Linked DNA regions of Mus musculus: all the other regions are linked to region 1. A link is a loop called in an ENCODE intact Hi-C map of the cell type or tissue named here. Cell type or tissue: left cerebral cortex. All regions are shown on one strand.

Evidence for each region. Hi-C counts contacts between places; a loop is a spot of excess contacts. Peaks named below come from ENCODE experiments on the same cell type or tissue, not always from the same donor. Only the 100,000 strongest peaks of a DNase experiment are listed, where the experiment ranks them.
Region 2: a loop joins it to region 1, with 4 times the contacts of the local background. A loop is called at or near these places in 9 of 42 quality-filtered maps.
Region 3: a loop joins it to region 1, with 2.4 times the contacts of the local background. A loop is called at or near these places in 2 of 42 quality-filtered maps.

Annotation. Positions count from the first base shown.
Region 1 is chr3:157,874,723-157,878,722 of GRCm38, forward strand. No RefSeq gene overlaps it. Among named protein-coding and RNA genes, the nearest start is that of Cth, 48 kb to the right of the region's middle. In left cerebral cortex, a CTCF peak has its summit at 2,249 (motif pointing right); a DNase peak (open chromatin) is centred at 2,251.
Region 2 is chr3:158,006,655-158,010,654 of GRCm38, forward strand. It overlaps Ankrd13c (ankyrin repeat domain 13c), which reads left to right. Exons shown (of 13, transcript NM_001013806.2): 13 at 1-1,380. Among named protein-coding and RNA genes, the nearest start is that of Srsf11, 28 kb to the right of the region's middle. In left cerebral cortex, no CTCF peak of the experiment used is centred here; DNase peaks (open chromatin) are centred at 2,447 and 3,398.
Region 3 is chr3:157,945,243-157,949,242 of GRCm38, forward strand. It overlaps Ankrd13c (ankyrin repeat domain 13c), which reads left to right and starts at 1,758. Exons shown (of 13, transcript NM_001013806.2): 1 at 1,758-2,714. The coding sequence starts at 2,285. In left cerebral cortex, no CTCF peak of the experiment used is centred here; DNase peaks (open chromatin) are centred at 1,740, 1,942, 2,492 and 2,945; H3K4me3 peaks cover 2,846 bases; H3K27ac peaks cover 1,679 bases.

The DNA.
Region 1 (4,000 bases):
AAGTGAACACTTTGCCCCTTCTTAGAATTGGGAACAAAACACCCATGGAAGGAGTTACAGAGACAAAGTTTGGAGCTGTGACGAAAGGATGGACCATCTAGAGACTGCCATATCCGGGGATCCATCCCATAATCAGCTTCCAAACGCTGACACCATTGCACACACTAGCAAGATTTTGCTGAAAGGACCCAGATAGAGCTCTCTCTTGTGAGACTATGCCGGGGCCTAGCAAACACAGAAGTGGATGCTCACAGTCAGCTAATGGATGGATCACAGGGCCCCCAATGGAGGAGCTAGAGAAAGTACCCAAGGAGCTAAAGGGATCTGCAACCCTATAGGTGGAACAACATTATGAACTAACCAGTACCCCAGAGCTCTTGTCTCTAGCTGCATATGTATCAAAAGATGGCCTAGTCGGCCATCACTGGAAAGAGAGGCCCATTGGACTTGCAAACTTTATATGCCCCAGTACAGGGGAACGCCAGGGCCAAAAAGTGGGAGTGGGTGGGTAGGGGAGTGGGGGGGAGGGTATGGGGGACTTTTGGGATAGCATTGGAAATGTAAATGAGGAAAATACCTAATAAAAATATATATTAAAAAAAAAGTTCAGAGGTTTAGTCCATTGTCATATAGGTGGGAACATAGCAGTGTCCAGGCAGGCATGGCTCAGGAGGAGCTGAGAGTTCTACATGTTGATCTGAAGGCCACTAGAAAAAGACTGGCAGGTTCTTTTGGGGATGGGGAGAGATGTGGATAGGGTTTCATAAAGCATAGGCTCTTACTTTATAGTCAAGGATGACCTTGAAACTCCTGATCTTCCTGCCTCTACCTACCAAGTACTGGGATGATGTTGTCAACTTCAAACAATGTGTCCGAAACTGTAGTGCGCTCAAAATCGCCTAAAGTGCTTTTTAAATTCCGCACTACAAAGCCTCCCCTTCAGGGGAGGTATGGAGGCATCTGAATATCTCCATGTGTTTCACACAGTGCCTCGTCAGCAAAGACTGATAAGCGTTGCCTCAAAGCAATCGTAGGGTATCCATGCCTTAGTTCTTTATTTTACAAAGAGACAGAGCTTAGTCAATCTTAGTTCTGGGAAGTGTATTGAGCCTTTCCTCTGGATCGTTCCCACCACATCCCATACTAAATGTAAAATGTGCCTGGCATTTGTGCGAAGCAGCTCGACAGTGAAGACGTTAGAGGCACTGCCTTAAGAGCTGTAGAAGCTGCAGATGCACCCTGCAGAGCTAACAGGCTGAATCTCTTCCTCCTTCTCCTCCCTTTCACCTATTTGCTAGAACATATTCTCATGATTCTTCATTGTAAAATAAAAGCCATGAGAGGGGGAAAAGGACACCTCACACACTTAGACGTGCATAGTATCTGCCCCTTCATTCAAAATGCAATTTGACCAAGTGCACAGCACTTGGTTGAAAGTTATTTTTCCTTAAACGTCTCATGGTAAAGTCATCTACCCTCCCAAAACAATTTCTGGCACATATTGATTAAAGCATGCATACCTAGATGGGTGGATGGATGAGTGGATGGATGGATGGATGGATGGATGGATGGATGGATGGATGGGTGAATGAATGATTGAATGAATGAGATGTATTGCTTCCGGTCTGTCTGCTGCTTAGCTCTGTCTTCACCTTCACTCCGCTCTGTCTTTCCTTTCAGGGTTGAATCTCACTGACTCTCAGAAACAGCCTGTGCTTGTGGGACGTGGAAAGTCATTGAGGTTCTCAGAACACAATTTCCTCAACTCACAGCCTCAGCTTCACCTGGGCACTTGGCCCAGATGCAAAGGTTGGCCTTCGTTCCAAGCGAGTTTCAATCCCTTGGGGTGATGCTAATGGACTCTGTGATAGGGCTGCCCCTGGCAAGCTTTACTTAGGGAAGATCTGGGTCTGGTGCCAAGAGGGTATATCTGCAGCTGCTACTGTGCTGACCGTTGTCTGCTGTGATGACCGGGTAGCGCTGTCTCACTGTCCCTTTAAGTTCCGGCTGTTGGATGACTATTTTGGTTTCATGTTCCTTCCTTTCCATAAACTCCCATGGTCTGAAGCCACCTAAACATATCTCCGTTTGTGCTTTCTGGAAGAACCTAACAGCACAGAGTGAAATGACAAGTACTTTTCCATGGTTCTCCCCATTTGAGTAATTTAACAATGCCAACCCTAAACAAGTGGGGCACAGCGCTTAAAAAACAGCCCAGTGCTTCTGGCTGTCGACTCTTCCTTTAAGGACCACTAGGTGTCGCTTTCTGCTGATTAAGAGACTCTCCTTTGTGTCTAAGGTTGGAGTTTGGCTTCCTGTGAACCCAAGAGTGATGTTCTTGTGTTTTGAGAACTAGCTCAACTTGTTTTTCTTTTCTCTTCTTTTCTTTTCTCTTCTCTTCTTTTCTTTTCTCTTCTCTTCTTTTCTTTTCTTTTTCTCTTTTTCCTGGAAAAGAGTTAACGTTGTTCTCCACCCTGACAGAAGTTGCATTTATCTTTACTTTGTCCTGAGGGAAGTCTGACAACTGGATCCAGCACAATATTTTGTGTTTAGGGTTCCAGTAGCTAACTCTACAGCTCAGAGGACATGAGATTCCTTGCAGGAAAACTCAATAGAATGGATCACACTTAGCCATGGATCCTGAAAACAAATACCTCGAGATCAGAGAAGTAACAACTGTGCAAGTTTTGTCATCTTGTAGAAGTGCTGGTTTCACGGATTATCCAAATCAGTATTTCCTTGATCACCAGATAACCTTTTCTTATTGGAGAAGATTTTCAAAAGATTTGTCTTCAAAGTGTCTTGTGTATCTAATCTTTCCTCACCCTTTGAGAGCCAGGTCCAGCTTCACCACTCTGTCAAAGCCTCAGCAAAACTCGTTCTATCCTTAACTCCTCCATGTTCTGTCCTTGCTCTTACCATGTAACTTCCTGTAAGTTATGAGAGGGACTACGCCTTGTATGAGAGGGTATAGGCACCAGATGAATGATCCACTATTAAAGTTTTTATTGTAAATATGAGAGATACAGAGAGAGACCAAAGGCATCTGGAAAAGAATAGAGAGAGAAAGAAGTAGACTGAACATAGCCTGGGCTATGGAAGCAGAGGGGTAAAAAGAATACTGGAGAAAGAAAGTTAGTAAAAGATAGAGAATAGAGCAGAGAGAATGCAAAAATAAGAGGCAGAAAGACTGAGAATAACAGGGACTAACTAGCAGATTATAAAGAGGATGAACAGCTGAAGGGAGGCAATGGAGACTTTGCTCAAGGGAGCCTGGAAGTAAGCAGCCACTTACCAAGGGTAAGTGTCAGTCAAGCCAAAGGTCCCTTCTACCAGAGGTAAAGGAAATGACTCCTTTGGGCACATGGAACCAGTTTCACAAGTTCCTGAGTGAACTCTGGGTTTTATCTAACCACCAGAAATCCTCCTATAGTCCAGGTTGAACTCATTTCAGGATATTTCTGAGGCCTGAGACATAACAATTCCCACACTGAGTTTCTACAGTAAATGCTTCTATTAGACACAATGGACTGCCCAGAACACAGCAGCAGATGACCAATGACCACCTTCTGGACAAAGAACTTGTTTTGTTTTCCTTATTTTAAGTAAAAGGAAAGCAAAATTTTTATATCAGTCAGGGTTCTCTAGGAGAACAGAACTGATAGAGTGAAAACATATTAGAGAGGCTTACAGGCTGTGGTCCAGCTAGTCCCACAGTGGCTGTCTACCAACAGAAAGGCCAAGAATCCAGTACTGTTCTATCCACAAAACTGGATGTCTCAGTAGTCCTGATCTGGCCTGAAGTTCTACTGCTTTGGATTCCTGAAGAAGTAGGTTCTAAAACTATTGAAGGAATGACTCAGCAACAGGGTAGATGAACTTGCAAGCAGGCAAAAAGCAAAGTCCTTCTTTCTTCCACTTCCTTTTTGGACTGCCATCAAAAGGGTTGGCCCAGATTTGAGATGGCTTTTCCAATCTCAGAGGATCCAGTCAAGAGAAT
Region 2 (4,000 bases), 130 kb after region 1:
CCTTGTTCTGTTGATAGGTACGGTAACATGCTTACAGCTAGCCCTCTCCTAAGTATCAGCACTTTAAACAAATTCCAAATTTTTAAACTTGCTTCCTAGTAAGTGCATGTAAGTCAGATTATTTTTAATGGAATATGGATGCATTGGTGTCAATTTTAAAAAATAAATATGTATTTTGGACAATTATGTATTAATGATTTCAAAATAAGGTAAAAACATTTTATATGTAACAATATATTTGTTATAGGCTAAACGTCCAGAAACACACAAGATTGAAAGTTCTTTTTTTTTAAGTCATAGGAAAATAATTATTGATTTGTCTCCAAAGTGTTAAAATCATGCATTACTCACTTTTACACCTAAATTTTTTTCATATTTATTAAAAAATAGTTTAAAGATCCAAGAAAGAAAAGTAGGGAGAATAATGTTCAAATCACAATAGTATCATGTTTTATTAAAGACTTAGCTAAATGTTTGTGTCCTGATGAGATGTGTCAAGATACATTTGTCAGGTTGTTACAGTGTGACTAGTAGTTTAAACTTTGACCAAGACTTTTATTGAAAGATGACTTATTTAAAAATCCAAAGTGTTAGCCATAAGATAGTTCTCTCTCTCTCTCTCTTTTTTTTTTAAATTTATTTAATGTGGGTACACTGTAGCTGTCTTCAGACACACCAGAATAGGGCATCAGATTCCATTACAGGTGGTTGTGAGCCACCATGTGGTTGCTGGGAATTGAACTCAGGACCTCTGGAAGAACAGGTAGTGCTCTTAACCACTGAGCCATCTCTCCAGTCCCCGATATTTATCTCTTTACAGTTGCATCTCACATAGTGATACCACCTGGCATATGTTGACATTTTACTTTTTCTAAGAAAAATAATTGAGTTAAAAAAATCAAAGCCCTCACCACTCCAGTAAGTGATCTATTTAGTTTTAAGAACTGAGAAGCCCAAAGCTAGCATGATGAAATGGAGGCAGTGGCTGATCCAGTGACTTAGCTATTTAGTTCTGTTGTCAATCATGATTCCAAGGTTCTGAAAGGCAGTGACACTGTTGCTTTAGGCTCATTGGCTTGAACATGTAGGAAGAAATGATAAATTTGCAGCTTGGGATTTAGAATTTCTTAAACATGTGAATATTTTGCTGGGTAACACTGGAGATAGGACTACTGAAAATTGTTGCACTGGATTGTACTACTGAAAATGGTTGCACTGGATTGTTTTGAGACTTCAATTTACCTTTAATGAGTAGTAGAATCAGATTGTCCATTCCAAAATGTTTTTTCTCTGATCACAAAGAACAAGTGTATCTCTTATGATGGTGGAAAAAAAAGGAGTTAATTAATGCAAATAAACTTTTCACAATATTAGACTTTTCATGATGTGCCTATTAATCCTGTTAACATCAGTGTTTTTGTATACTCTTACATGCATATCACTGTTTTGAAATGTAGATAATGTAAGATTCTGTATGGTAAATCTTAAATTTTAAGCTGGTATTAGGGGTCCCATTTAGAAAGGTGTGCAATACTTCACCACTCATGTGACCTATGTAGATAGGATTCCCATCTCCAAGAAAACATGAGACTTGTCCTCAGTAGACATTCTTGGGCAGAGGAGCTGCAGTTCATAAAAGGAGTGTATAGCAGGTGTCGTGGCTGAGTTAAAGTATGTTTATGGTTTGAAAGCTATATTAGTAGCTAATAGCAAGCAGTTCATCACAAAATTACAGCTTCACAGGAACTGGGCTTTCAAGTTAGGCATAGTGGCACTGTATGCCAGCTCTTGGAGGCTGAGGCAGCAGGATCAAGAGGACAGAGTAAAGAGACCCTATGTTAAACTAGGTAAATAGTGGTTACAGATGGAGCATTTTGGCTGCATGCTTGTCTTGTATGAGCTGCTATAATCAAGCTCCTCACTTTCCACTAAGTCTATAGCAGACAGAGATCTGGATCTTTGAGTGGTGGTGGGGGGGCGGCGGGGAGGTGGTCCTATTTTGCAGACAACAGTGAAATTTGCCAAGAGAGAAATGGACAGTAGAAATGCTCTATTTTGATACTGTGAAGCTGTAGGTTTATATAAACATTTCATGCCACAAACAGGCATTAGCTGTCACAAGTTTCCCAGTATGCCAGCAAGTTCTAGATTTCACTGCACCCAAGGGGGCTAGCTTTAGGTAAAAACAAAGATGCTCCTTTCAGCTTGCTCTGATCAGCACTTCTAACCTCTTTGCTATACCCTCTGCACTTGTAAGCCTATATGCATTTATAGTCAAGTCAGCTTCTTACTTGCCAGTCATTCAGGCTTTAATGTTTTTCAAGTGAATATGGCTTTAAAGCTTGATATATCAATAGTATAGTCCCACTTATTTATCTAAAGGGTGTCGTTGACTGGATGGTGGAATTCTTGGGATCAATTCAAAGGTCAATTTTGTTCATCCCTTTGTGAGCAGCAGCTCTACTTCTGACTTAGGTGTCTTCAGCTCACCAGTCTTCCTCTGCATGACACCCACGCCTCCAAAGTCACAAGCAACAAGATGTGGGCCACTTGTCTGCTCTGTGGGATCCAGCCTATTTCAGGTGCCAGGTTCCCTGCTTCCCCTGACTGGTTATACCTGCAGTACCAGTTACAAAGCTCAGTCATTAAGAATCAAATTGCTTTCTAAAAACCAAAACTGCTTTTCTGATAACTACTATTACATTGACTCTATGTAATGAGACATTATTTTGGGTGCTTGCGAAGTATTTAAAAAGACTCAAAAAAATACAATTACCGCCAGGAAGCTACATTATTTTGTATCTCAAATACTGGAAAAGTAAAAACTCCATCTTGGGATAACATCTTGATTAAAGATTTATAGAACTCCACTTGTGATCCTCAATTTCTCATGCAAAAAACCCAAAAGCATACTTCTACCAGTTTTAAAGAGGCACCACTCTCAGATTAGTGGCATATTCTACACAAATAGTAAAATATAGGCTACTTTCTGAGCTCTTCCACCCCTCTCCAATATAACCCCCTAACATTAGATTTAAAAAAAGAAAAAGGTGGGGAGAGGGTTAGACAACTTCCTGCTCATTAAGGGTGTCAGGTTTCATGGGGCTTGCTCTTTGCCATCAGGTTATCTTGAATTCTTCTGAAAACAACTTATCAACCAACAGCATCAGTAGCTCCCACCTCCACCATGGTGGCTATAGCATTTATATACCAAACTTGGCACACAGAACTATCTGCAGGTGGCAAAATCTGCTAGAGGCAAATCATTCTGCAGCTGTGGACTATCTCAAGTAGCCCCATATCCCACACCTTGGATTAAAAACATGGTTTTTTAAAGAAATAAATTCTCACTATAGTAATAAGCTGAGTGTTTGAAAACAGCCAGTCACTTCTCATAGAGACAGGGTGGGTGTAGTCAGAACTCACTTCCCACAAGGCACAGCTACCACCCAAGAGAACAGAAGGCTGATTGCTCTGGTATTCCTCCCAGTTACTGACTAGTTTGATGCTCCCCACGCAGGCATACCTCATCTTTGCAGCCCTCCCAGGTCATTCAGGCTTACCATCAGGTTATCACCTTTCACAAACTGCACAGCCTGAGGCTTTTTTGTGACTTGAACTGCCAGTATTTTGTTTTGCACAGAATTTGCCATGTTCCACATGGTTCTTTGATCTACTAAGTTTTTAAGTGAATGTCACCTACATTCAGCTTTGTTTTAAAATGTAGTGGTTACTCAGACCATTACTAGAATTTGATGCATTTGTCATAAACCAAAATATAAAAGTATCATACCATCTTTTAAAAAGTTACTCAAATACAAACTTGAAAAATGCTTTTATATACCAGAATTCAATTTTAATAATTTATATCCAAACCTTTTAGACTATAAACTTGTCTCAATCTTCCTTTCTCTAAGCCACCCAACACTAGCCATCTACCTGTTTAATATTGTAATACAGTACAAATGTGACCAACGACATGCGATTTTAGAAAGGCAAA
Region 3 (4,000 bases), 71 kb after region 1:
GTATATACTCATCTTTATTAGGTGTAATGCAGATATAGCACTATCATGAAGTTAAAAAACAAAACGAAACAAAAACCAATAAAACAACACAAGGGACTGGGGAGACTGGGCTTTCATAAGTTCTTTAAAACCTCTTTCAGATACTACTTCCTCCACAAAGACTTTTAAAAATGATTTTGTTTATTTTTATTTTATATGTTTTTTTTTTTTTTGCCCGAATGTATATCTGTGTGAGGGTGTTAGGTAGTCAGAAACTGCTGGAGTTACATACAGATAGTTGTAAACTGTCATGTGGGTGCCGGAAGCTGAATCCCAGGTCCTCTGAAAAAGCAGCCACTTCTCTCAACTGCCGATCCTCCTCTCCAAGCCCTTCACAAAGACTTTCTGAAATTTGATTTCTGTGTCAATTTAAACTAATAATTTCCCCTTATGTTATATTGGGATGTTACAGAATCTCAGAATTTACATTTTTCTTGTACTAAATATCTTTAATAGTACTCATATTTTGATGTCCCTACCCATTACATACTATAAGCCTTAAACCTCAAAGTTTAAAGGGATGAGATGTTTGTTTTTTGAGAACAGTCACTTGAGGCAACCTTCCTGTATCTACTTCCCGAGTGCTGGGATTGTAAGCATATACCACCACAATAGGTTGTCTTAAAAAAAAATGTTCATGGTGTTTGATTTCACTGAAAGAACACTTAGGAGTTTTAACATCCATCAAGAGGTAGCAGCCAGTAATTAGGTACATGATTTTGGCTGCCTACCTACTATTTACTGTTTTTTTTTTTTTTTTTTAAGACTAATTTTGTGTGTGTGTGTGGGTATGCACCAGAGGACAATTTGTTGGAATGGGTTCTTTTCTTTTACCATGTGGGTCCCAGGGATTGAATGCTCAGTGGCATGTCATGTCACTGGTCCATCTACTAATTTTGGGACAGCATTCACTCTGTAGCTCAGGCTAGCCTTGAATCCATGTGATCAATCCTTTTGCCCTTCCTCAGTTTCTGGAGTGCTGGAACTTATTGATGTGAGCCACCATGTTCAGTTTAGTTTTCTAAATGTTCACAATTTCATCACACACACACACACACACACACACACACACACACACAGTGCTTTGATTCCCACTCACTACCTCGACTATTCATTCTATACGTCTTATGGCACTTTTGTTCTACACCATTTTATTTCGCTGGGTTACTGTGCAATTCCTGAATCTGATCTAAGATCCGTTTCCTACTTCCAAAGAATTTATGTCCAAAATTCCAAACTGTATAACTAGCACTCTGTGTAAAAACACCAAGGACCTCCAACTTCAATATGCTAAATTTGAACTCATTTTTAAAGGAGTCTTAAGCTTTTTCCGGATTCACTGTATCCCAGAGCATGCTTTCATCATCTCTCACCCGGGTTACTGCCCACTTATTTAAAAACAATTACTCCATTTCCTCAAGTAAGCATCCTCCACATACTTTAACTCTGACGTTTGTCCCAAATACACTCAACTAACAGCTGTTTGAAAAATCCTCCATTCCCGGTGTAATAAACAGCCTTTGAATTCCAAAGTCAGGCCCTAGATTCCTCCAGGATAACTGGCCATCTCTCCTCGCCTACAGCCTTGCCAGCCTGAGCAAGTCCTTGCACAGGTTAGGGAACCCAGCAGAGTCTTAGCGAGTGTTTACTGAAGGTCCAGCGCAGCTGAGTGACGTCACGTCCGATATCCGGTGGTGTCTTCCTACGTCGTTCTGAGGGAGGTTGACAAACAGGGTTTCAGCCTTTAAGCTAGAGTTCGTAACTGCCGTTGACCTCCTCCTTTACGAAGGCCCAGAGCACCAGGTCAGAGCTCTGAGTCTGGGTCTGAATTCAGCCGCAGGGCCCGGCCCAGGGTGGAACCCTGTGCGAGAGGAGCGCGGGCGCTGCCCGGACCCTGACCCAAGCGCAGAAGCGGCCCTCTAACACTCCGCGGCGGCGTTTCCTCCGAAGCTCTCGCGAGAGGAGCCGGGGAAAGATGGCTGCGCCGGGTCTTTCCGAGTGAGGAGGAGGCGGCGGCGGCGGCGCCGGGCGTCGTGCGGTCGTGGTCTCTTGAGCTGCGGCTTTCCTCGTCCGAGACGAGGGCCGCCGCCTCCGGGAGATGCGCGTGTCGCGGACCCGCGGTCGCCCCGGGAGTTCATGCTGCGTGCTAGGCTCGCGGCCGCCGCTCTAATCGCCCGGCGCCGCCGCCGCGCCGGCTCGGCCCGCGGTGAGCCTCCCGGAGCCTGTCCCGCGCGCCGCGGCGGCTATGACCGGGGAGAAGATCCGCTCCCTGCGGAGGGACCACAAGCCCAGCAAAGAGGACGGGGACGTGCTGGAGCCCTGCGAGGAGGAGGCGACAGCCGCGCTCGGCGGCGCCTTCACCGGGGGCAGAAGCGGACCGGGCGGCAGCGGCAAGGGCGGCAAGGCCTGCCATAAGATCTTCAGCCACCACCACCGGCTGCAGCTGAAGGCGCCCGCCGTTCCGGGCCCCGGCGTTCCGGCCCCGCCGCAGCACAACGCAGTGACTGCCACCTGCCCTGCCCCGGCCTGCCTGGGCGGCAGCAACCCCGCTTTAGTCGCTGACGGAGGCGGCTGCCCCTCGCTCTACCCGGTCCACGAGTGCGTCTTTAAGGGGGACGTGAGGAGACTGTCCTCGCTCATCCGCACGCACAATATCGGACAGAAAGATAATCATGGTGAGCTTTGCCTAATTTCCGTCCCCTCGGAGGTGGGGTGGGGGTGACCGTTGGCCTCCGGGTTCCCGGTCCCTTCTCCCGCACCGTGTTTTCCTCTGGCGGAAAACCTCGAGTCTTTTCAGGTGCAGCGAGCGTGCCAGGGGTCAGGGTGCAGCAAGGATGTTTTCTTCTTTTCCACCTGAGCATTTCGGGACAGGTTGCATTTTCTCTGCGGCAGTCTTTGCGAGTGCCAAAAGGTCGGGCTATCTCACATCCAGGCAGGTCTTCTGGGTTTTAGGGAACGTTTCCTTTTTCCCTCCCTCCCTTCTTGCCGGTCTTCACCGCCCAGGTACGCGCAGATAGATGTGAGTTTTTATCCGTCACTGACCTCGTGCTGTAAACACTGGTTTTTGAAAGCCATACTGAAATGTGTCCGCATTTAATTTCCCAAAGCAATTGAAGAGACTTTTGTTTTTGTTGCTCTTTCCACACCAGGACCATTTTTCATCTTGATTGAGACTAAAGACATACTATGGTTTTCATTATAAAGTCTTAGCCACATGTACTGGCTGGTTTTATGTGTCAACTTGACACAGTTGGAGTTATCACAGAGAAAGGAGCTTCAGTTGAGGAAATGCCTCCATGAGATCCAACCTGTAAGGCATTTTCTCAATTAGTGATCAAGGGGGAAAGGCCCCTTGGGTGGGACCATCTCTGGGCTGGTAGTCTTGGGTTCTATAAGAGATCAGGCTGAGCAAGCCAGGGGAAGCAAGCCAGTAAAAAACATCCCTCCATGGCTTCTGCATCAGCTCCTGCTTTCTGACCTGCTTGAGTTCCAGTCCTGACTTCCTTGGTGATGAACAGCAGTATGTAAGTGTAAGCCGAATAAACCCTTTCCTCCCCAACTTGTTTCTTGGTCATCATGTTTGTGCAGGAATAGAAACCCTGACTAAGACAGCACATGTTTGAGAAAGCATGGTATATTTGGTAGTGAACGGTATCAGTATCTACTTTTGGCCGAATCTTGCCTGGTGATTTTTTAACCCCTTTAAAGCAACTTGTTGTTGTTGTTTTTGTAAAGACTTATTTGCATCCTCCCCTGCCTCCCCCCCCCCTACTTCGTGGTGCTGTGGATTGTATCTAACTAAGGTCTTGTGAAATAGTAATTGTTGAAAATATTTTTCAATGTTTTATTAACAGGCAAATATTGTTGGCAGCTGTTTTTAACCTGACCATTCATTCTACATTAATTAATTAGGTAAACTGCTCAAGATGGTATTATACATTTGTGCACAAAATGGTTTTGC